2 separate regions of the Homo sapiens genome follow, and region 2 is linked to region 1. A link is a loop called in an ENCODE intact Hi-C map of the cell type or tissue named here. Cell type or tissue: GM12878. All regions are shown on one strand. Each heading gives the region's core, and the rest is flanking DNA. Links, peaks and the distances in the headings are about the cores only. Region 1 overlaps ARPIN-AP3S2 (ARPIN-AP3S2 readthrough). Region 2 overlaps IDH2 (isocitrate dehydrogenase (NADP(+)) 2).

What was found. Hi-C counts contacts between places; a loop is a spot of excess contacts. Peaks named below come from ENCODE experiments on the same cell type or tissue, not always from the same donor. Only the 100,000 strongest peaks of a DNase experiment are listed, where the experiment ranks them.
Region 2: a loop joins it to region 1, with 4 times the contacts of the local background. A loop is called at or near these places in 3 of 110 quality-filtered maps.

What each region holds. Positions count from the first base shown.
Region 1 is chr15:89,866,495-89,883,358 of GRCh38, reverse strand. ARPIN-AP3S2 (ARPIN-AP3S2 readthrough) reads left to right here. Exons shown (of 10, transcript NM_001199058.2): 8 at 11,813-11,884. AP3S2 (adaptor related protein complex 3 subunit sigma 2) reads left to right here. Exons shown (of 6, transcript NM_005829.5): 4 at 11,813-11,884. It also overlaps the pseudogene LOC100631255. Among named protein-coding and RNA genes, the nearest start is that of MIR5009, 9.1 kb to the left of the region's middle. In GM12878, for the core only: a CTCF peak has its summit at 8,194 (motif pointing right); no DNase peak of the experiment used is centred there.
Region 2 is chr15:90,082,634-90,090,859 of GRCh38, reverse strand. It overlaps IDH2 (isocitrate dehydrogenase (NADP(+)) 2), which reads left to right. Exons shown (of 11, transcript NM_002168.4): 3 at 216-381; 4 at 2,113-2,273; 5 at 2,358-2,501; 6 at 3,285-3,421; 7 at 3,597-3,748; 8 at 5,473-5,585; 9 at 5,762-5,859; 10 at 5,952-6,044; 11 at 6,507-7,815. The coding sequence ends at 6,594. Among named protein-coding and RNA genes, the nearest start is that of ZNF710-AS1, 4.5 kb to the right of the region's middle. RefSeq lists enhancers at 2,862-3,775, 5,881-6,381, 6,382-6,882. In GM12878, for the core only: a CTCF peak has its summit at 3,873 (motif pointing right); no DNase peak of the experiment used is centred there.

The DNA of each region.
Region 1 (16,864 bases), core at 5,610-10,609:
AGTGAGTGATACAAAAACAAATGAAGAAGTGACATAGTAAAGAAAGAAAGAGAGGTAAGTTATCAATGTAAGGTGGCCGGATTATGGACATAGAAAATATTTTTAAAGAATTATAAGTAAGGAAATGATATGAGCAAAATGACAGAATATGAGATAAAGCCAACAAAATTAAATTTCCTATTTCTGAGAAAACAGCTAGAAAATTCATAATTAAAGAAGTCTCATTTACAGTAATAATAAAGGATAGTTAGTGCTTGGGAATTAACTTGGTATGGAATACTTGACATTGATTCCAATAAAATTATAAAATCTTAAAGAAAAAACAAAGGAATAGTTGGAACAAATGGAGCTACAAACTCTCCCGTTGTTGGGAAGAGTCAAGCAAAGATGACAGTAGTCCCAAAGGTGGTGAGCAATACATCAAATGGAAAACCAAGTATAATTCCGTCAGGAGAGTTTATAGAACTCAGTAAAGGCAAAATTTATCAGGGAAAAGGAGTGGCCAAGAAATGCAGAAGTATATTTCTAGGGAAAAAGGACAGTGATGGGAGATTTGCTTTACTAGTTTTCAGAATGTATAATAGTTACAGATGAATTGATTATCTAGAAAATCCAAATCAGTTGGAAACAATTGGAACTAATAATAGAGTTCTGTAAGGTGACTAAATACAAGTTTAACATATGGAAATTAGTAGCTTTTGGCCAAGCACAGTGGGTCACGCCGGTAATCCCAGTCCTTTGGGAGGCCGAGGCGGGCAGATCACTTGAGGTCAGGAGACTTTGAGACCAGCCTAGCCAACATGGAGAAACCCCGTCTCTACTAAAAATACAAAAAATTAGCCGAGTGTGGTGGCACATGCCTGTAATCGTAGCTACTCAGGAGGCTGAGGTAGGAGAACCTCTTGAACCCAGGAGGCGGGGGTTGTGGTGGGCTGAAATTGTACTCTGGCCCGGGCAACAAGAGCGAAACTCCGTCTCAAAAAAAAAAAAAAGAGTAGGTCAAAGCAGAACAGGGGGGTAAAATGAGTGTTCTCAGCTGATTCAGGTAGCAGAGCACCTAGGATAACAGACACTGGATACTTTGTTTCTTTTTTTAATTAATATGAATAAAACTACTCTAAGTCTTTATGCAAACGGTTGTGCCTATTCTGCTAAAAACAGAATGCCTGGATCAAAGGGAATTAATATTTCTAATCATAATGCATGTTGCTAGATAGATATTTAGAAAGAGTATGTTAGCCAGGCACGGTGGCTCACACCTGTAACCCCAGCACTTTGGGAGGCCGAGGCGGGCGGATCACCTGAGGTCAGGAGTTCAAGACCAGCCTGGCTAACATGGTGAAACCCTGTCTCTACTAAAAATCCAAAAAGTTAGCCGGGCGTGGTGGTATGCACCTGTAATCCCAGCTACTTGGGGGGTTGAGGCAGGAGAATTGCTTGAACCCGGGAGGTGGAGGTTGCAGTAAGCTGAGATCGTGCCATTGCGCTCCAGCCTGGGCGACAACAGTGAGACTCCATCTCAAAAAAAAAAAAAATGAAGAGTATGTTAATTTATAATGCCTCTAGTACTATATAAGTTTGTTTCCTTGTAACTCCAGTACTGAAATGTGTCATTTTAAATTTCTACCCAGGTAGAGGTACCTCACACATTTGAATTTTTATTAATCATGCTTCCTTTTTCCACGTGTGGGTTTATAATTTTGTTTTCCATGTCAGCCTTCTATAATATAATTGAACCACTTGTCCAGTGAAATCTAGATCCTGGCTTATAATGTCATATTTTGTATATTCTAAGGTGCGCATTTTATCACACTTCAATAACTCTAAAATCTGGATGTGTGTTGTAGTGGGTGACATCTTAACAATTATAATTGGCAGCATTTTTTTTCTTTGTTAGATAAAATAATGGTTTGCCTTATCATCAACAAATAAGTAAATCTGCGTATTTTGAGTTTATTTTAAAACTTATTTAACTAATTATTGTCTAACCTATTATATTAAGTGTAAATAATCCATTTTTACCTCCCCTTGTTGAAGAAACTCTAATGTTGTATACTGTATTAAGTTCAGAGTGAAACCCAAGCCCCCTATTACAGCCTGTAAGGCCCAACATGGTCCGGCTCCTTTGCCTCTCTCTCCCCTCACCGTATACACGCTCATCTTCACTATGCTCTAGGCTTCTTGCTGTTCTTCAAACACAAGTACATTTTTGTGTCTGGGCCTTTATACTTGTTCTGTCCCCTGGAATACTCTCATCTAGGTTCCTTCACTTCAGCTCTTTCAATGACTGACTTTTACCATTTATGTCTCAGCTCGAATTTTAATCCTTGGACAAACTTTCTTAGCACTCTATCTGAAGTAACCCCTGTCACATCATCCTGTTTACTTCCTTCAGGGCACTTAGGACAATAGAAAATATCTTGTTTCATTTGCCTCCTTGTTCTTCCCACACCCAGAATATAAACTGGATAAGAACATGACTTGTTGACTGTGGTGTCAACAATGGTATGTTCCTAGCATGTAGTCATCACACCTTTAACAATGGTTGAATAAACATTTAATACATAATTGGATTTAGTTTTTACCCTTCATTTCTTCATTTTATTCTACTGAGTTAACTGAGTTACATTTTTCTTTCTGCATTACTTTCATGTTGTTTTATTTATTGTTTCTTTTTTTTTTTTTGAGACGGAGTCTTGCTCTGTTGCCCAGGCTGGAGTGCGGTGGCGCAATCTCGGCTCACTGCAACCTCCGCCTCCTGGGTTCAAGCGATTCTCCTGCTTCAGCCTCCTGAATAGGTGGGACTATAGGCGCCCACCACCGCACCTGGCTAATTTTTGTATTTTTAGTAGAGTCGGGGGTTTCACCATGTTGACCAGGCTGGTCTCAAACTCCTGACCTCGGCCTCCCAAAGTGTTGGGATTACAGGCGTGAGCCACTGCACCTGGCTATTTATTGTTTCAATATAGTTTCACATACCTAGTAAGACTAGTTATTTCCCCTTTGTGGCAGTTGTTTTTCAGTACGTTCTCTGATATTTATAACTATTTGTTCATCCATATGTATTCTTGAATAATTTGTAAAGGTCCCAAAAAGTCCCTGTTGGATTATAATTATAATTAGAAGTGAATTAACAGTTAGCATTTCCCTCTTGTTTATTCATTTCTTCTTTTGAATCTTACATTAAAGTTTCTTTTATTTATTTTTTATTTTTTGGAGACAGAGTCTCACTTCGTCACCCAGACTCCAGTGAAGTCTAGATCCTGGCTTATAATATCATATTTTATATATCCTAAGATGCACATTTTATCACATTCTAATAACTCTAAAATCTGAGATCATGCCACTGCACACTGGGCAACAAGAGTGAGACTCCATCTCAAAAAAAAAAAAAAAATGAAGAGTATGTTAATTTATAATGCCTCCAGTACTATGTAAGTTTGTTATATAATTTGGAGTCTCACTCTTGTCGCCCAGAGTGCGGTGGCGTGATCTCAGCTCACTGCAACCTAACTTTGAGGTTAGGAGTTCAAGACCAGCCTGGCCAACATGGTGAAACTGTATCTCCACTAAAAATGCAAAAAAATTAGCCAGGCGTGGTGACAGGTGCCTGTAGTCCCAGCTACTGAGGAGGCTGAGGCAGGAAAATCACTTGAACCCAGGAGGTGGAGGTTGCAAAGAGCCGAGATTGTGCCACTGCACTCCAGGCTGGGTGACAAAGTGAGACCCCAAAAAATAAAAATTAATAAAAATTAAAAGTAATCATACTCTATATATAGTTCTAAAACTTTCTTTTTCATCATTTAAGTTCTGGAGCTTTTTCCACATGCAGTTTTTTTTGACGGTGTGTGATTTTCCATAATATGGATGTATCATCATCTTTGATTCATCATGCTACTTGTGGGCATCTATGTTTTTCCCAATTTCTTGCTATTGTAAAGGATGCTGCAATGACATCCTTCCACGTGCATCTATATGCACATATGTTAATTCCCATAGTACAGATTTCTCAATTGGAATTGCTGCTTTAATAAGGGCATGTGTTTTTTAAATGGATAGATACTGCTGAATTGCCTCCAAACAAAGGCTTTGCCTTTGATACTTGTACTAATGGAATGTAATAAGAATGTATCTGTTTACCCATAACCTCACTGACTTTTGAATATTAAGAATATTTTCACACTGGGTGCAATGGCTCACGCCTGTAATACCAATACTTTGGGAGGCCAAAGCAGGAGGATCGCTTAAGCCCTGGAGTTTGAGACCTTCCTGGGCAGCATAGTGAGACTTTGTCTCTACGAAAAAATTAGCCTGGCTGGGTGCGGCGGCCCACGCCCGTAATCCCAACGCTTTGGGAGGCTGAGGCAGGCAGATCACTTGAGGTCAGGAGTTGGAGCAGCCTGGCTAACATGGTGAAACCTCGTCTCTACTAAAAGTACAAAAATTAGCTGGGCCATTGTGCGGGACGTCTGTAATCCCAGCTGCTCAGGAGGCTGAGGCGGGAGAATCACTTGAACCTGGGAGGCGGAGGTTGCAGCGAGCCGAGATCATGCCACTGCACTCCAGCCTGGGTGACAGAGCGAGAGACCCTGTATCAAAACAAACAAAGAAACAGCAACAACAACAAAAATTAGCCTCGGGTGGTAGCATGCATCTGTGATTCTCAGCTACTTGGGAGGCTGAGGTTGAAGGATTGCTTGAGCCCAGGAGATCAGGGCTGCAGTGAGCTATGATTATACCACTGCACTCCAGCCTGCATGACAGACCAAGACCTTGTCTCAAAAATAAGATAAAAATAAGAATATTTTCAAATGTTTGCCAATCTGATGGGTGAAAAAATGCAAATTCATTGTTTTCACTAGAGTTTCCCTGAATAGTGGTGAGGCTGCGTATCTTTGGTATTTGGAAATGTCTACGATATTTGTCCACTTTTCAAAAGGCTCATTTGTTTTGTTTGTTTGTAAGTTAGATTTTTTCCTAATTGTATGCATATTCTTTTTTTGTTATATTTATTGCAAATATTTTCTCCTACTCCATTGGTCTTTTTGCTTTATGTAGGTACATCTGGAAGTTGTTTTCTTCATAGCTCCCAAGGTATGAAAATATTCTCCTACAGTTTTGCTGTTGTTTTTTTTTTCCTTTGGAGAAAACCATTTTTATTATCATCACCACCCAGCTTATTTGTGCTGGATTATGTACCAGTGGCAAGATCTTCTAACGAACATCTGCATAACATTTATTTTATGTTTTAAAAGATGAAAATAACTGTACAAGGTTAAGTACAAAAGTACACAAGATAACAGACACAAAAAAATGCATGTATGAGATTTCATTCTACCTACAGCACTTTATGTTCAAAAAGTAGAATTCACGAACCAAAAAATATTGTCCTTCTATAGTCCTGTCAGGTTTAGTGAAAGCGAGTCTAACATGATTACAACACCTATATCACTGATCTGATATTTATGAAAAAAATCTTATTTTTCAATAAATTAAAGCCAATGCAAATGGGAATAGCATTTCAGTTTTTTGGTGTTTTTCTTTTTTTTAATTTTTTTTATTTTGAGACAGAGTCTCACTCTGTTGCCCAGACTGGAGTACAGTGGCATGATCTTGGTTCACCGTGACCTCCACCTCTCAGGTTCAAGCAATTCTTGTGCCTCAGCCACCTGAGTAGCTGGGGGTTTTCACCATGTTGCTCAGGCTGGTCTTAAACTCCTGGCCTCAAGTGATCCACCTGCCTCGCCCTCCCAAAGTGCTGGGATTACAGGCATGAGCCACCGCGCCCGGCCATGTTTCAGGTTTATAAAATAGAGATATGAACATGGATGGTGGTGATGGTTGCACATTATGAACGTTATCGAATGCTACTGAATTGTACACTTAAAAAATGGCTATGATGGTAAATTTTATGTTACGTGTATTTTACCACAGCTTAAAAAAAGAGAGAGGAAGAAAAGCCAGTGCAACACCCTACAAACTGGAACACTAGCTCTTTGGGAACAAGGACCTGACATCAGAACAAGAAGGCTATAAGTTCCCAAACCTTAAAAGTATGATCTTTTTCAAACTGCATCCATTTCTCACGTTGAAGATGTGAAACCCAATCCCGTTCCTCTTTATGTGTGGGTCTGTGATCTTGCCTTTTCATACTGAGCATCTAAATTTCTAAATACAGTACTTCCTATTGCTTCAAAGTCTTCTAACTTTCTTCATCAAGTGAGCTACATCTAGCTTCATCTTCACTCTTAATACCCACTAATTTCCATATATATGACATTTTGGTCCTTGTTTCCCAAAGTCATAGTTCAGCAGACGGGGAGTTTGCCCAGTTTTTCTTGCCTTGACTTTTTTCCTCTTGTTCAGCAAATTTCACTGGATTTCCAGCTGCTGTGTCATAATCCCTAGGTACAGCTGTTCTGTCTCTGCCAAAGCTGTTGCTTGCAGGGCTCCCATTTGAGCTGCCATAGCTATCTGAGTTACTGGCATTCCTGATGCCAACAGGGCAGCAACATTGAGAACAAAATCTCTAGTAACTGGAGCTATTTCTTGTTTTTGTTTTTCAATGATTTCTTTTTCTTTTAAAAAATTTTTTCCCAACACCCATCCCAACTATTTCTTTTTCTTGCTGTTCTTGTAATTTCTTTGCCTAGTCCATCCTCCCAGCTAAAGCTTCTTATGCATCCTTTGCTGTGCCTCTGCCTCTGAAGAGAGATGAACTGGAAATCTGGCTTAAACTTCTGCTAAATCTTAGTTTCTCAATGCTCTTCTTTCTCTCTTGTCTTCTGCTTCCTGTACTACTTCTGCTTCTTTCCTATGCATGTCATATTTATTTATTTACTTATTTTTCACACGCAACACAGATGTAGTTTTTATCTTGAACAGGAGCAAGATCTGATCCATGGTTTTCTTTCTTTCTTTTTTTTTTCTTTCCTTTTTGGAGACGGCGTCTCACTCTGTTGGCCAGGCTGGAGTGCAGTGGTGTGACCTCAGCTCACTGAAACCTCCACCTCCTGGGTTCAAGTGATTCTCCTGCCTCAGCCTCCCAAGTAGCTGGGACCTCAGACATGCATCACCACGCCTGGCTAATTTTTGCATTTTTAGTAGAGACAGGGTTTTGCCATGTTGGCCAGGTTGGTCTCAAACTCCTGAATCTCAGGTGATCTGCCTGACTTGGCCTCCCAAAGTGCTGGGATTACAGGTGTGAAGCACCATGTCCAGCCCATGGTTTTCTTTTCCTGCTTCTAGATCATGATCGTTCTTCTCTCTGCTTCTGGATTGAGACTACTTCTTTTCCCTCTACTACGATGATGCCTTTCACGAGACCTGTATCTTGAGTGACTTCTGCTTCTTGATGGCTTTCTTTGTGTTTGTGTCTGTCCTCATCATTTTCAGATGAATGTATTTATTTATTGAGACAGCATGTCACTCTGTTGCCCAGGCTGGAGTGCAGTGGCACAATCACAGCTCACTGTAACCTCTGTCTCCCCGGCTCAAGCTTCTCACCACAGCCTCCCGAGTAGCTGGAATCACAGGCACACACCACCACGCCTGGCTAACTTTTGTGTTTTTTATAGAGACAGGGCTTTGCCATGTTGCTCAAGCTGGTCTCAAACTTGTGAGCCCAAGCAATTTGCCCACCTTGGCCTTCCGAAGTACTGAGACTACAGACGTGAGTCACTGCGCCCAGCCCATTTTCAGATGAATTTAGTCCCTCTCTTCCTTTATCAGAATAATGTTCTTTGTCATTATGCTCCTCAGAAGTGTATTTCTTAGAGGATTTGTTGTAGGATTCCTGTCTTCTTGCCTCATCATGAAATAGGCTTATTATTTTCCTACCTGAGTCTGCAATGTCTTCAGTTCAGCCTCTTTGCCCATCAGCATGCGCTTTGTGTTTTCGTCCTTCGTTTTCTTTCTTGTTTTCTTTCTCTTGACCTTGATTGTGATCTTGAATAATATTTTGAGTAAGAAAAACAGATGCATCTGACAGTTCTTTTTCCACCCACTATCTGGGGATGTCTTTTTCTGGGGCTAGTCCATCTTGTCCTGGATAACTACCCTATCTTGAGAACCCAGTCTTAGTTTCATGAAACATCTTTAATGAAAACAGCCTTTTGGGATGGTGCTGCTGCAAACTGTGGTCTGGCTCTCCTCGCATGTGCTCTGGCTGCCGCAGAACAGAGCTCAGGCCGCTAGGGGGCACCTCCACGTGCCGCTTTTAGCAGTACCAGCCACCTCAAAGCTTTGCCACAGACTGAATAGCTCCTTCCGGGGGCCTGGATGGCACCCAGGGGATCTGCCGTTGCTTTTTTAATTTATTTTTTTACATTTAGCTCATTAATATCTGTTAGATATTTTTATGTCTGCATTGAAATATGTAACTTTATTTTTCCCCCAAAGGATAACTGTTCCAACATTATCAGTTAGCTTGTCTTTTCCCCACCAACTTAAAATACGACTCTTATTTTTAAAATTGCATTTTATAAACATGTATGTTTCAGTAATTTATATTCTGCCCCACTGATCTATATTCCCATCTTAGAATTATACTTTTATTTTATTTTTAAAATTTATTTAGAGACAAGGTCTTGGTATGTCACTCAGGCTGGAATGCAGTGGTGCAATGATAATTCACTGCAACCTTGAATTCCTGGGCTCAAGCAATCCTCCCACCTCAGCCTTCCAAGTAGCTGGGACTACAGGTGTGTGCCACTATGCCTGGCTAATTTTTTTATTTTTATTTTTTTGTGGAGACGATGTTTTGCTATGTTGCCCAGGCTGGTCTCAAACTCCTGGGCTCGAGGGATCTTCCTGTCTTGGCTGCCCAAAGTGTTGGGATTATAGGCATGAGCCACCTCACCCAGCCTTAGTATTATACTATTTTAGTTAACAAAGCTTTACAATGAATTTTGATACCTAGAAAGACTGCACCCAGGTGAAATAAACAGCCTTGTTTCTCACACAAAGCCTGTTTGGTGGTCTCTTCACATGGACACGTGAGACAGATTTCGCTAGGGAAGCAAATAACCATGGAGGTGGGCAAGAAATATCCATGATTGTAGAGCTTTCAATCAGCCTTTTATTCTTGTAACAAATGAAAAACAAAGGATTATCAGACATCTGCGGAAAACCTCTAACATAGAAGAAGGAGATAAAATGAACAAACAATAAAAAGCAACTTAAAAATGGACACCATATAAAGAAAGGAAAACAGTTTAAAAAAAAAAAAAACCCAAAACCCTATTCTTAAGCTACAGAGAAAGCCTGGCCAACATGGTGAAACCCTATCTCTACTAAAAATACGAAGTATTTTAGCCAGGCATGGTGGCACATACCTGTAGTCCCAGCTGCTCAGGAGGCTGAGGCAGGAGAATCACCTGCACCCGGGAGGCTGAGGCTGCAGTGTTCTGAGATCACACCACAGCACTCCAGCCTGGGTGACAGAGTGAGACCTTGTCTCAAAAAAAAAAAAAAAAAAAAAAGCCACAGAGAAATAAGACATTTATTTTAAATAATAATAAGACCCATTTATTAATTAGAAATAAAATAAGACCCATTTATGTCTTATTGCTAAATGGGTGCTAAACAAAAACACTCACAGCCTTGTTGCTCACACAAAATGAACAAAATGGTCTCTTAGAAATAAAAAATGAGAGGAAATGGAAACAAACAAAAACCCACTTCAACTGAAGTATTAGAAAATCAAGTTAATCAATTGTCTCAGAATGGGCAGAGATGGAAAATGGGAGAGAAAAGATGAGAAAATAAGACAGAGGCCGGGCACAGTGGCTCACGTCTGTAACCCCAGCACTTTGGTAGGCCAAGACAGGGGGATCACTTAAGGTCAGGAATTGGATATCAGCCTGGCCAACATGGTGAAACCTCGTCTCTACTAAAAATACAAAAATTAGCCAGGCGTGGTGGTGCATGCCTGTAATCCCAGCTACTCAGGAGGCTGAGGCAGGAGAATTGCTTGAACCCAGGAGGCAGAGGCTGCAGTGAGCCAAGATCGTGGCACTGCACTTCAGCGTGGACAACAGAGCGAGAGTCTGTCTCAAAAAAAAAAAAAAAAGAAGACAGACAGAGGTCCAATACTTGAATATAAGCAGCTCCAAAAAGATTGATTAGGAATGTGGAAAGGAGGGAATTCTCAACAAAATAATTCGATAAAATTTCCCAGAACTGAAGGACTTGAACTGCAGGATTATAAGGGCTTACCAAGTACCCAGCATAGTGATTGAGAAATAGACCCATTTAACTATGTGTCCTTATAGTGAAATATTCTGGCACTGTTAAAAATGTAAAGATTTATGAATGGCACTAATATGAAATTATTGTATGTGGTTTTTGGCATACATGTATATATCTGTTAGATATGTTATCTGGGAGTAGAATTCCTAGATCATAGAGCATGCATACATAATGTCATAGTTTTCCAAAATGGTTGGTATCTGGCAAAATACAGTGCACTGGTTACCAGTCTCAAGAAAGGAATCTAAATGCTCTTGCCCATTGCATCTTGGTATCAGAGTCGGCAAGGAAAAAGTGCAAACACTGGATAAAGCTTTACTTACATAGAGAAGAGACAGAGCAGGATCAGCTCCAATAGTGTGCGTTGGTTCCTCATGGCAAGTGGGTCTGTCTCCCCAGCAGCCGCTGCAGGGTGGTTTGCCTATGAGCACCCATCTTGTGCTACAGTGGAACGGTGTGCCTGGTCTCTGTCACTTGCTGGCCTCAAGTAAGACCCATTTTCATGCAGTGCCGAACAATTCATGACACTGCTGACAATGAGATTGTTTAAATGAGGTCATTGTCTGAGAGAAATTAAACAGTTATAGATAGATACCTAGGTTGTAGTTACATGGTGTGTTCATTCTGAAAATTCATTAAACTGTGCCCTTGTCATTTGTACACTTTTCTGTTATGTTTTATTAAAAGTTAAAAGGTTCTATAGAGAAGTAAGCTCAGGGCTTTTAAAAAAAAATTTTAAGTTGTAAACACGTCAATTAAATTTATTCATAGGAAGGTATTTTGTAGGCTAAATAACTGACCAAAAAAATTAAAAAGGGAAGATGTTTTGAAGTTAATTTTGGCTGAAATTAAAACACAGCTATGTTAACCCTGTAATAATGAAAAATTTTTTGTACATGTATTCATTGAGGACATAGTATTGTAAGTAGTTGGTTTTTTTAATTTGTTATTCTTTTATGTAATTTTTTTTCTTTTTTCTTTTTTTTTTTTTGAGAGACTCTCACTCTGTCACTCAGGCTGGAGTGCAGTGGTGCGATCTCTGCTTATGGCAACCTCCACCTCAAATGATTCTCATTCAAGCTATTCTCGTGCCTCAGCCTCCCAAGTAGCTGGGACTATAACAGGCTCGTGTCGCCACACCCAGATAATTTTTGTATTTTTAGTAGAGATGGGTTTTCGTCTTGTTAGCAAGGCTGGTCGTGAGCTCTTGGCCTCAAGTGATCCTCCTGCCTTGGGCTCTCAAAGTGCTGAGATTGTAAGTATGAGCCACCATGCCCTACCATAAATTAGCATCTTATAAAGGGGGAAAGAGCCACATGTGTCTGCTGGTTGTGTTGCTATGCTGAAAACAAGGTTTTCCTGTCCTAGATTATTCCCTCTAAATCGAGATAAGTAGGGTGATCAGCTAATGCTGGAGACAAAAGGTAGGTGTTTTAATTTTTGAGATTTATCATAAAGTAAATAGTATTGTGACAGCCCCTTTTACTTTCAGATGTGACATTGATAAAGCTGTGAATGTGTTCCTATTTCTCTTCTTTATCTATTTCTCCTTGTTTTCTAGGTTTTTGTGGAAACTCTGGATAAGTGTTTCGAAAATGTGTGTGAATTGGATTTGATCTTCCATATGGATAAGGTATATTCTCTTGCAGTTCTCTTCCAAACTAGGGTTACTAGAAAACCAAGAGCCTTGGGCATCTGTAGCCACCTCTACATCTTCATATTGTTTCTTGTTTTTTTTTACTCTTAAGATAGTCCTAGAACATGTTTTATTTAATAGATTTAATAGTTTGGGTTTTGTTTTGTTTTTGCTAAGATCTACTAACAGTTTTAACGTGCATAAGATTATTACTAGGCCTATATCGTGGTTCATCTGTTCACAGACTGATTTCTTGATATAGGAGAATGATGTCACTGGCTACTTGGCCAAAGGTGAGATAAATAGTTTTATGCTGATTATAAAATTAGTTTCCTAGTCATAGGCCAGTGACAATGAAACTTTGGAATAATCATGACGCAGGGGCTTTGACTTAGATAGTAAAATTTATATCTTTCCTAAAGAGTAATATAGTGACTAAGAGATCTGTAATGTAATTCAAGGTCAGGTGATATTCTATAGGAAGGTAGACTATCAGAGGCAGAATTAAAATGGCCCCAAGTAGGTGTTCTCAGATTTGTTTTGCTAGGATAACTGTGACATGGCCTATGTCCTCATATGCCAAATTAAACTTGGGCAATAGCCAGCAAGGGAATAGGAATTGCCATGTTTATTTTATTCAACTTACCACATGCTGTCCCCTGTGCAGTTTACTGGTGCGTCTTTGGTTTGCTTGGTCCTGGTTTTTCTTCAACTGATTGTTGTCATTATGATCCCTGGCCCTTGGAGAGAGATGATTTTTTAGGAGACTGCTGCTCATTGCTAAGCCATGATCCTTTATTAACCTTTTCATCATGATGAAGTAGGAGTTTTTAGATCCATCGTTGCTAGCATTGCTGTCTAAAGGACTTTCTTGTTGTTTTTCAATAGGGTCTTCAGTCTTAGTTGACTCTGTTGAGGTTGGCAGATCCCCACTTTCCAGGCTAATGTAGTGAATGCATTCTTGAGTTTGGATGACATTAGAATGGAGTAAAGTTTTGTCTCTCACCATCTGACATGGCTCTGTGACTCTATCAGCATCCTAGTGCAGGAACATCATGGAACCCTTTTCCTTCTTTAGATACTTAACTTTGGACTCCCTGACAACCTCACGGGGCTTCCAGTATTTACTGATGCTTTTGAGTCACCCTCCCTTTCATATGAAAGGGTTGTATACTTTTTGGAAACTTCAGCGATCTCTTAGCACCCTTTCTTTGCAAGCACTTAGAGTTGTTTTGTACTTTTCATATGTTAAAGATTTGCTATTTTGCAACTTCTGTCAAGGAGAGCCATAGCTCAAATCTAGTTCCCTTTTGTACTAGAGGAACTAGAGTCCCTTTCAAGTATTAAAGAGACTTGAAAATATAGGGGGAATGGAGAGGTGCCTTCTGTAGGCCTTATTGTTATGATTTTAAAATAATATTGTTAAATACAGGCCGGGCGTCGTGGCTCACACCTGTAATCCCAGCACTTTGGGAGGCTGAGGTGGGCAGATCACTTCAGGTCAGGAGTTTAAGACCAGCCTGGCCAACATGGCAAAACCTTGTCTCTACTAAAAGTACAAAAATTAGCCAGGCGTGATGGTGCACGCTTGTAATCCCAGCTATTCAGGAGAATCGCTTGAACCCGGGAGGCGGAGGTTGCAGTGAGCCGAGGTCGCGCCACTGCTCTCCAGCCTGGGCAACAGAGCGAGACTGTGTCTCAAAAAAAAAAAAACAACCAAATTGTTAAATACAAGGTGTTACTTTCGAAGTTACCACCTAGTGTGCAAAGTGGGTTCTTTGAAGATGCCACCTGTTGCTCACCAGGCTGCAAATGAATTTCTTAACATCTCAGGTGTAGATTCAGGGATTCAAGGATAGATTTTACTAGGAAAGGGGGAGTTTTCTTTTTTTTTTTTTTTTTTTATTGATAATTCTTGGGTGTTTCTCACAGAGGGGGATTTGGCAGGGTCATGGGACAATAGTGGAGGGAAGGTCAGCAGATAAACAAGTGAACAAAGGTCTCTGGTTTTCCTAGGCAGAGGACCCTGCGGCCTTCCGCAGTGTTTGTGTCCCTGATTACTTGAGATTAGGGATTGGTGATGACTCTTAACGCGCATGCTGCCTTCAAGCATCTGTTTAACAAAGCACATCTTGCACCGCCCTTAATCCATTTAACCCTGAGTGGACACAGCACATGTTTCAGAGAGCACAGGGTTGGGGGTAAGGTCACAGATCAACAGGATCCCAAGGCAGAAGAATTTTTCTTAGTGCAGAACAAAATGAAAAGTCTCCCATGTCTACTTCTTTCTACACAGACACGGCAACCATCCGATTTCTCAATCTTTTCCCCACCTTTCCCGCCTTTCTGTTCCACAAAGCCGCCATTGTCATCCTGACCCGTTCTCAATGAGCTGTTGGGCACACCTCCCAGACGGGGTGGTGGCCGGGCAGAGGGGCTCCTCACTTCCCAGTAGGGGCGGCCAGGCAGAGGCGCCCCTCACCTCCCGGACGGGGCGGCTGGCCGGGCAGGGGGCTGACCCCCCCACCTCCCTCCCGGACGGGGCGGCTGGCCGGGCAGAGGGGCTCCTCACTTCCCAGTAGGGGCGGCCGGGCAGAGGCGCCCCTCACCTCCCGGACGGGGCAGCTGGCCGGGCAGGGGGCTGACCCCCCCACCTCCCTCCCGGACGGGGCGGCTGGCCGGGCAGAGGGGCTCCTCACTTCCCAGTAGGGGCGGCCGGGCAGAGGCGCCCCTCACCTCCCAGACGGGGCGGCTGGCCGGGCGGAGGGCTGACCCCCCCACCTCCCTCCCGGACCGGGCGGCTGGCCGGGCAGAGGGGCTCCTCACTTCCCAGTAGGGGCGGCCGGGCAGAGGCGCCCCTCACCTCCCAGACGGGGCGGCTGGCCGGGTGGAGGGCTGACCCCCCCACCTCCCTCCCGGACGGGGCGGCTGGCCGGGCGGGGGGCTGACCCCCCCACCTCCCTCCCGGACCGGGCGGCTGGCCGGGCAGAGGGGCTCCTCACTTCCCAGTAGGGGTGGCCGGGCAGAGGCGCCCCTCACCTCCCAGACGGGGCGGCTGGCCGGGCGGAGGGCTGACCCCCCCACCTCCCTCCCGGACAGGGCGGCTGGCCGGGCGGGGGGCTGACCCCTCCACCTCCCTCCCGGACGGGGCGGCTGGCCGGGCAGAGGGGCTCCTCACTTCCCAGTAGGGGCGGCCGGGCAGAGGCGCCCCTCACCTCCCAGACGGGGCGGCTGGCCGGGCGGAGGGCTGACCCCCCCACCTCCCTCCCGGACGGGGCAGCTGGCCAGGCGGGGGGCTGACCCCCCCACCTCCCTCCCGGACGGGGCGGCTGGCCGGGTGGGGGGGCTGACCCCCCCATCTCCCTCCCGGACGGGGTGGCTGGCCAGGCTGAGGGGCTCCTCACTTCCCAGTAGGGGCGGCCGGGCAGAGGCGCCCCTCACCTCCTGGACGGGGCGGCTGGCCGGGCGGGGGGCTGACCCCCCCACCTCCCTCCCGGATGGCACGGCTGGCCGGATGGGGCGGCTGGCCGGGTGGGGGGCTGACCCCCCCCACCTCCCTCCCGGACGGGGTGGCTGCCGGGCGGAGCCGCTCCTCACTTCCCAGATGGGGTGGCTGCCGGGCGGAGAGGCTCCTCACTTCTCAGACGGGGCAGCTGCCGGGCGGAGGGGCTCCTCACTTCTCATACGGGGTGGTTGCCAGGCAGAGGGTCTCCTCACTTCTCAGACAGGGCGGCCGGGCAGAGACGCTCCTTACCTCCCAGACGGGGTCTCGGCCGGGCAGAGGCGCTCCTCACAACCCAGATGGGGCGGCGGGGCAGAGGCGCTCCCCACATCTCAGACGATGGGCGGCCGGGCAGAGACGCTCCTCACTTCCTAGATGTGATGGCGGCTGGGAAGAGGCGCTCCTCACTTCCTAGATGGGATGGCGGCCGGGCGCAGACGCTCCTCACTTTCCAGACTGGGCAGCCAGGCAGAGGGGCTCCTCACATCCCAGACGATGGGCGGCCAGGCAGAGACACTCCTCACTTCCCAGACCGGGTGGCGGCCGGGCAGAGGCTGCAATCTCGGCACTTTGGGAGGCCAAGGCAGGCGGCTGGGAGGTGTAGGTTGTAGTGAGCTGAGATCACGCCACTGCACTCCAGCCTGGGCACCATTGAGCACTGAGTGAACGAGACTCCGTCTGCAATCCCGGCACCTCGGGAGGCCAAGGCTGGCGGATCACTCGCGGTTAGGGGCTGGAGACCGGCCCGGCCAACACAGCGAAACCCCGTCTCCACCAAAACCAGTCAGGCGTGGCGGCGCGTGCCTGCAATCGCAGGCACTCGGCAGGCTGAGGCAGGAGAATCAGGCAGGGAGGTTGCAGTGAGCCGAGATGGCAGTAGTACAGTCCAGCTTCGGCTCCGCATGAGAGGGAGACCGTGGGGAGAGGGAGAGGGAGAGGGAGAGGGGGAGGGGGAGGGGTAGGGGGAGAGGGAGAGGGAGAGGGAGAGGGGAAAAGGGGGAGTTTTCAAAGCAAGAGAAGAGCCCATGGAGAGGTGTATTGAGGTGTCTCTGCTGGAATGACTCCCATCACCCACCTCCTCCAATGCTGTCTTTTTTATCAGGCACCTGTGAGAGTAGCTTTGCTAGTGGAGAGATAGGCAGAATGCTTAGACACCACGAAATCTGTATTTGTGTGCCAGCTGCTTATAGATGTTGTCTAGGGGCCGGGTGCGGTGGCTAACGCCTATAATCCCAGCACTTTGGGAGGCCTGAGGTCGGGAGTTCGAGACCAGCCTAACCAACATGGAGAAACCCCGTCTCTACTAAAAATGCAAAATTAGCTGGGCTTGGTGGTGCATGCCTATAATTCCAGCTACTCAGGAGGCTGAGACAGGAGAATCACTTGAACCCAGGAGGCAGAGGTTGCAGGGAGCCGAGATCATGCCATTGCACTTCAGCCTGGGCAACAAGAGCAAAACTCCATTTCAAAAAAAA
Region 2 (8,226 bases), core at 1,624-6,623, 210 kb before region 1:
ACCTCTCTCCAAAGCCCCAGCCTCTGCCAGCTCTGGCCAGGCCCCACTGAGAAATGGCTGACTCCAGCTTTCTGCTGCGCCCCTCCACTGGCCTTCACTCATCCCTGTTTTGACTGACTGTCCCCTGCCATGGCCTGCAGACTTCTTATCCTGCCCTTTGTTGTCATGTCCCTGAGTCACTGGGGTGACGCCTTGCTCTGGCCCTCTGTCCCCAGCTCATCCTGCCCCACGTGGACATCCAGCTAAAGTATTTTGACCTCGGGCTCCCAAACCGTGACCAGACTGATGACCAGGTCACCATTGACTCTGCACTGGCCACCCAGAAGTACAGTGTGGCTGTCAAGTGTGCCACCATCACCCCTGATGAGGCCCGTGTGGAAGGTGCGAGGGTGTGGAGGTGGGCGGGCCAGGGAGGGTCACAGGCTTCTCCCACCGGCCTCTCCAGACTTGGGGTGGGGCAGTTGGCCATGTCACTCATCTCGGGACTGGGAGGTTGGGAGGCTCCAGAGCTGGGGCTTTCCTGAGGCCAACTGCACCTGAGGCCAGTCTCCCTGTGTGTGCCTGGTGGACAGTGGGGCCTCAGAGGTCACCTTTGATGAGGCTGGGGCAGGCGTGGGTAAGGGGCTGGCCTCAGGTTCCACGGTTAGGGCACAGCAGAGCTGAGAACAGAATCCATGTCTTCCATCTCCCAGGCCAGTGGTGTTTCTGCTTCACTCTGGCTCTGACAGTGGTAGGTGTCATCGGTGACAGGGCTGAGGAGGAGGAGGAGGAGGAAGGTAATGCTGATGTGGTCACAGTAAGGATGGCTTCTTTGGGCAGTAGTCCATTCTGGCGTGGACAGTCTTGCAGGCAGGTATGCAGAGAGATTGTGCAGAGGAGTGCTGTGTGTAAGGCCTGTGTCCTTCAGAGCCTCAGCAGCCTCTGGGGAACATTGCTGTTGCCCTCCTGCCACTGGCTTGGCCTTGCAGGTCTGCCTCTGTCCCCATGGTCATGCAGGGTCACTGAGAGGTGCCCCCACCAGGCCTAGACTGGCTTCTGGTCCTTGGCTGTTGGGGCCGCTCTCGAGGGTTCCATGAAGTCACAGCAGTGTGTGTGCAGAGGGGCCAGGTTTGGATAATTCGAGAAAGGATGGTTGAGGAGTTTTCTGAGCTCTCTCTTCCTACTTTCCACAGTTGGAGGGAGCTGGCGGAAAGTACTCGAGATACATCTGCAAATTCCCCAGGCCTGCCCCTGTCCTGCAGGTCATGCCTGACCCACAGCACTGGGATCATTTGAGTGTTGAGCTCTTCATTTCACCTGAACCTTGGGAGTTGTGTATCCCCATTTATGGACAAGGCAGGAGAGGGTCACAGCCTTAGGAACTGGGGTGGCGTTGGGGCCAGGACCGGAGCATGTGGAGTGGGCAGTGTGTTGTCAGGCTTCGTCAGACAAGTCCTTCCCCCGGACTGTACTCCCTCCATGTGTGATGTGGGAATCATAATGGCCAACAGAGCACTTAGCATGGACCGGGCACCGTTCTAGGCCCTTTACACACGAGCTCATTTCGTCCTCACGACAACACTTAGGCTGGTTATTTTTCCAGTAATTTTTTTTTACAGCTTTGGTTGAGCCACTTTTGTAAGCCTCACCATTAAAACTGGCAGACTTGCTGGGCATGGTGGCTCACACCTGTAATCCCAGCACTTTGGGAAGCCGAGGCGGGTGGATCACCTGAGGTTGGGAGGTCGAGACCAGCCTGACCAACATGGAGAAACCCCATCTCTCCTAAAAATACAAAATTAGCTTGGTGTGGTGTCACATGCCTGTAATTCCAGCTGCTCGGGAGGCTGAGGCAGGAGAACCGCTTGAACCCAGGAGGCAGAGGTTGTGGTGAGCCGAGATCGCGCCATTGCACTCCAGCCTGGGCAATAGGAGCAAAACTCTGTCTCAAAAAAAAAAAAAAAAAAAAAAAAATTGGCAGACTCCAGAGCCCACACATTTGCACTCTAGACTCTACTGCCTTCCTCATGAAGAATTTTAGGACCCCCGTCTGGCTGTGTTGTTGCTTGGGGTTCAAATTCTGGTTGAAAGATGGCGGCTGCAGTGGGACCACTATTATCTCTGTCCTCACAGAGTTCAAGCTGAAGAAGATGTGGAAAAGTCCCAATGGAACTATCCGGAACATCCTGGGGGGGACTGTCTTCCGGGAGCCCATCATCTGCAAAAACATCCCACGCCTAGTCCCTGGCTGGACCAAGCCCATCACCATTGGCAGGCACGCCCATGGCGACCAGGTAGGCCAGGGTGGAGAGGGGATCCACTGACCTGGGCACCCCCCGACTGGAGCTCCTCGCCTAGCCATCCTCTTGTCTCTGCAGTACAAGGCCACAGACTTTGTGGCAGACCGGGCCGGCACTTTCAAAATGGTCTTCACCCCAAAAGATGGCAGTGGTGTCAAGGAGTGGGAAGTGTACAACTTCCCCGCAGGCGGCGTGGGCATGGGCATGTACAACACCGACGAGGTGAGGCTGGCTTGGGCATCCTGGGCCCCTCCTCTCCCAGCTTGTCTCTTCATCTCTGTCTCGTGGCTTTCCTTTCTTCTGTAATGGCCTCATTCTTAGGCCACAAAGAGGCAGAAATGGCCACCAGGGCTGGGCATGGTGGCTGACACTTGTAATCCCGGCATTTTGGGAGGCCAAGGCAGGATTGCTTGAGACCAGAAGTTTGAGACCAGCCTGGGCAACAGTGAGACCCCATCTCTTGAAACAAAAAGAAAAGAAAAGAAAAGAAAAGAAATGGCCACGAGCAGCTCCAGGCGTACTCCTGCCTGCTTGGCTACCCTATCAGAAGAGAATGCCTCTTTATCCCCAGTTCCAGCTCCAATGCCAGGCTGAGTCACATGACCACCTCTGAGCCAATCACAGAGGCCCTGGGGAGAAAGGCTTCTGATTGGATAAGCCAGGGACACACTGTCAACCCCAGCGCTAGGCCTGGGAATTAGCCCTGCCCCAGCCACATGTAGTCTAAGGCGGTGCTTTCCAAAAAAAAGTTGTTTCCAAAAAAAAAAAAAAAAAGGCGGTGTTTTCCAAAAAAAAAAAAAAGGCGGTGTTTTACAAAGCAAAGTTGAGAGGGAGAGGCTGGGCCAGCAGAAACATCGTGTGCACTGCACGGAGGCTGGTGTTAAACAGTCGCGTGGGCGGCGGGGTACCGTTCCTGGAGAGCTGGGCCTTGCCCTGGGAGGTGGGAGGTTGCCGGCAATCGCCAGGCTAGGGCACCACGCCAGGGCCCTGTCTCTCCCCCTGCAGTCCATCTCAGGTTTTGCGCACAGCTGCTTCCAGTATGCCATCCAGAAGAAATGGCCGCTGTACATGAGCACCAAGAACACCATACTGAAAGCCTACGATGGGCGTTTCAAGGACATCTTCCAGGAGATCTTTGACAAGTAAAGCCTCATCCATGTACTCTGTGGCCTTTCTTCCCTTCCCCCCATGCTGTTCCCATCCTACCCTGGGAAGGTCGCTATTAGAGTGCATTTGGCTCAGCTCCGAGGCTCAGGGAGGGATCCCCAACCTGTCAGCCTTCTGCCCTCTCCCCATAACAGACCTTTTTACTCCCAGGCACTATAAGACCGACTTCGACAAGAATAAGATCTGGTATGAGCACCGGCTCATTGATGACATGGTGGCTCAGGTCCTCAAGTCTTCGGGTGGCTTTGTGTGGGCCTGCAAGAACTATGACGGAGATGTGCAGTCAGACATCCTGGCCCAGGGTACGCTGGGAGGACGCTGCTCCCTGTGGGGGTGGACTGTTGGTCTTCTCTGGCTGGAGGGATTTTCAGACCCTTTTGGTAGAAAACTCTAGTGGAGCAGGACTCATTGCAGGGTCCTCTGTGGACAGCAGGGGGCAGGAGCTCCCTGGCATCTGAGTGAGAGAGGATCACAAATTAGGTTTGGACTGGTGTATGACTGAGGCTGCTCTTAGAGAGAAAGGAGGGCACAGGAATTCCAGGGCTAGGTTGACAGCCCTAAGGTTGCTCCAGTCCATGATGGAGCCTCATGACTCTTTGGTTCCAGTAGGAAAATGGGATCAAGCGGGACTGGAGGTTCTTTAAACTACAGCGAATGCATTTTGCATAGTGAACCTAATGGATGGAAGAGAATGTTGGGGAAGCCTGCAAACCCCCAAGCCCTAGGGTGTCCTAAAAGACAAATCAGATTGCAGTAAAAAGTATAGGTGATGAGGTCAGGAGTTTGAGACCAGCGTGGCCAACATGACGAAACCCCGTCTCTACTAAAAATGCAAAAAAATTTAGCTGGGCATGGAGGCGGGCACAGTCATGGACACCTGTAATCCCAGCTACTTGAGAGGCTGAGGCAGGAGAATCTCTTGAACCCAGGAGGTGGAGGTTGCAGTGAGCCGAGATTGCGCCATTGCACTCCAGCCTGGGCAACAAGGGTGAAACTCCGTCTCCAAAAAAAATAAAAAATAAAAAATAAAGTATAGGTGAGACCATTAGAGAAGAACAGCGAGAAATGGGCCAATTGTGTTGGGAACAAGAGCAGGAAAGGTGGTAGGTGTGGGAAACAGGCAGGACATAGAGAGTGAAAGAGAAACCTAAGCTTACCAGGGCAGCTCCTGGTATGGGGAAAAGGGAAGCCCAGGACGGGTTCTGATGAAAAGCAGAGTCTTGTTACTTTGTGTAAACCTTTGGCTTTACTTTGGAAAGTTCAGTGGGGATCCTCTCACCGAACAATTCCCATCTAGGATAGAAGGATGAAACGCCATAGCAGATGAGGCAGAGGCATGAAAATGAACCTTAAGTGTCTAAGGAATGGTGTGAAGGTGCAGGTAAAATGGAGAAGGGATTGCTTACAGCCAAAATTCTTAGAATTCATAGACAAAGCATTTTCCTGTAGATGTTGTCCATGTTTTCTTTCTTCAATCCTTATTTTGGTGTCATGGGGGTGCCTTTGAAGCCCTGGAGTCCTTGACAATAGAAAAGCTTGCTGGAGTTGACATGTGGATTTGGGAGCATTCAGAAATTAATCAAAAAGCTTGAAAGTGGCCTAAGAGAGTAGCTGCAAAAGTGATTGTTGGGAAATAGCTGACCACAGCTTTATTGTTTTCCTTGAATGTGCCTCCGGGTCACGAGCCAGGCTGGGTGGCAGGCTGTGGGGGACCACAGGACTCTGTGGCCTCTTGGGCCCTGTGGGCCACAGGCTGTGGGGCGCCTGGAGCTGGTGACACAGATGGATGTTAATGTGCTGGTGATAGCCACCCTCCAGTGCCCTCCAGCCCTGTGCTGGGCCCTGGAGACCCACAGGAGGGTGAAGAGACCTGGAACAGTCCCTGTCCTCCCAGTTGCAGCTGGGGGAGGCTGAGTAGAGCCACGAACTATGGCAGCTACAATATTGGGTTGTAGAGGGCAGCAGGGCTCAGCTGGGTGGCCCCAGGAGAGGCGAGGCCCTGAGAGAAAGGCTTTCTACCCTCCAGGCTTTGGCTCCCTTGGCCTGATGACGTCCGTCCTGGTCTGCCCTGATGGGAAGACGATTGAGGCTGAGGCCGCTCATGGGACCGTCACCCGCCACTATCGGGAGCACCAGAAGGTGAGTGCAGGGCATGGGGCCTCACAATGCCCCTCTACCCCAGGGGCCTAAAGCCCACTGGGCTGAGGGCTGGAAGGACGAGCCTGACCCACCAGCCCAGGGGCGGGCAGCTGTATCTGGGCAGCCTCCTCACTAGCTGGCTCGGCTCTTGATCTCCCTGCAACCCCCGTCCCCAGGGCCGGCCCACCAGCACCAACCCCATCGCCAGCATCTTTGCCTGGACACGTGGCCTGGAGCACCGGGGGAAGCTGGATGGGAACCAAGACCTCATCAGGTGAGCATGGAGGGAGAGGCCGGAGCTGCCCAGGACAGGCTCTGGGTCCTGCCCTTGCACAGATGGGGTCTCATTCTGCCCCATCCCCATAGGTTTGCCCAGATGCTGGAGAAGGTGTGCGTGGAGACGGTGGAGAGTGGAGCCATGACCAAGGACCTGGCGGGCTGCATTCACGGCCTCAGCAAGTGCGTGGCCTGGGGTGGTAGGCAGACCCTGGGGCCATGTGGGAGGAAGCCAGGGGACCCCTCCTAAAGTCCCCCTCATGAGTCAGCTTAGCTGCAAGGGGGCCTGGGGCAGGACATGTCCACAGCCCTGAGAGACTGCTCAGGCCAGCCTCTGTAGACCAGGTCTAGTGAGTTCCTCCCCATCCCTGAGGCTGGCTACTCAGAGCTCCTTCCGACCCTGCCCACACCCCTTTCCCAGCTTCTCTCAGGAGAGCAGTTACCTGGCAAGACAGACCCTGCGGGTGCCTGCCGAATCTCGGTGGCCTCATGGTAGGGGGCTATAGCTGGCCTCTGGCCTGTAGTCTGGGTGGCAGGAGATGGCTGTTCTGATGCCCAAGCTCAGGCTGTTCCCTGGAAGGGCCTGGCTGATGGCCTTGGCAAGGCCTGGAGCCACCCCTGATGTGAGTGGTGCTCTCTCTGCAGTGTGAAGCTGAACGAGCACTTCCTGAACACCACGGACTTCCTCGACACCATCAAGAGCAACCTGGACAGAGCCCTGGGCAGGCAGTAGGGGGAGGCGCCACCCATGGCTGCAGTGGAGGGGCCAGGGCTGAGCCGGCGGGTCCTCCTGAGCGCGGCAGAGGGTGAGCCTCACAGCCCCTCTCTGGAGGCCTTTCTAGGGGATGTTTTTTTATAAGCCAGATGTTTTTAAAAGCATATGTGTGTTTCCCCTCATGGTGACGTGAGGCAGGAGCAGTGCGTTTTACCTCAGCCAGTCAGTATGTTTTGCATACTGTAATTTATATTGCCCTTGGAACACATGGTGCCATATTTAGCTACTAAAAAGCTCTTCACAAAATTGTCTGCTGTGTTTGTCCCTGAGGGGAGGAGGTAGTGGGACCCTGAGGCAGAGGCCCTGCTAGAGCTGGCAGGTTCCCCTGGGGCAGACCAGAGCACCTCAGGAAGGGGCTGCCACGGCAGGGAAGGGACCAGGCAGCCCTGGGAGCCCGCATTCCACAGGGGCCCACTGCGGAGTTCTCGGACACTCAGGGCACAGGCCTGTGGGTTCCCTGGAATTTTCTAGCATGATCCAGTTTCTGTGTCCAGTTCTCCATTCTGAGAGTCAATCAGTTCCTGATAGGTTGTCATTGATTTTTTTCTTCGTTGGTTTTAACCTTCTAAACATCTCCAGGCCACTTTCTTAGCCTTTTTCTAGGTACTAAAAAGAGGTCCTACCCACACCTGCCTCACACTTCTCCTTTCCAAGGCTGCCTGAGTTTGGAGGGGCTTGGGTGTGTGTGAACAAGGGCCCTGCATTGTCTAGGCCTGCAGTTCCCAGGCTTGGGTTCACTTTCACCATGCATTGGCAAAACTAGAAAAGTAAGCTTGTGACAAATTGTTCTCGGCCGGGCACAGTGGCGCACGCCTATAATCCCTGTACTTTGGGAGGCTGAGGTGGGTGGATCACTTGAGGCCAGGAGTTCGAGACCAGCCTGGCCAACATGGTGAAACCCCATCTCTACTCAAAATACAAAAATTAGCCAGGCGTGGTGATGCGCACCTGCAGTCCCAGCTACTCGGGAGGCTGAGGCAGGAAAATGGCTTGAACCTGGGAGGCAGAGGTTGCAGTGAGCCGAGACTGCACCACTGCACTCCAGCCTGGGTGACAGAGCAAGACTCTGTCTCAAAAAAAAAAAAAAAAAAAAAAAAAAAAAAATTGCTCTATGCAAGTTTTTTAGCCCCATGTAAAAAGGAAAAATAAAAGTTGCTCTAAAGCTACATATAATCAAAAGGACTGTCCTCTGCATAGTAAGTTCTGCAAAGCTTCTTCTTTTTGGTGTTAAAATGTCCTGGAGAAGAGTTGTATAATCTTTATAAAGTCCTGGCCAGGTGTGGTGGCTCATGCCTATAGTCCCAGCACTTTGGGAGGCCAAGGTGGGAGGATCACTTGAGCCCGGGAGTTTGAGGCTGTAGTGAGCTATGACTGCACCACTGTACTCCAGCCTGAGTAACAGAGTGAGACCCCATCTCTCAAAACCCCATCTTACAAAGTCCCTTTCCTAAATACTGGGGGGACTCCTATGGCTCCTGAAACCCGACCATTGCGGTAGACTGAGTGGCTTTGGAAGGGCTCTAGCCCTCCATCCACACTGGTGACCCCCCGCTTGCTTTTCCTGAGTAATGCCCTGAAACTCTCAGGGCT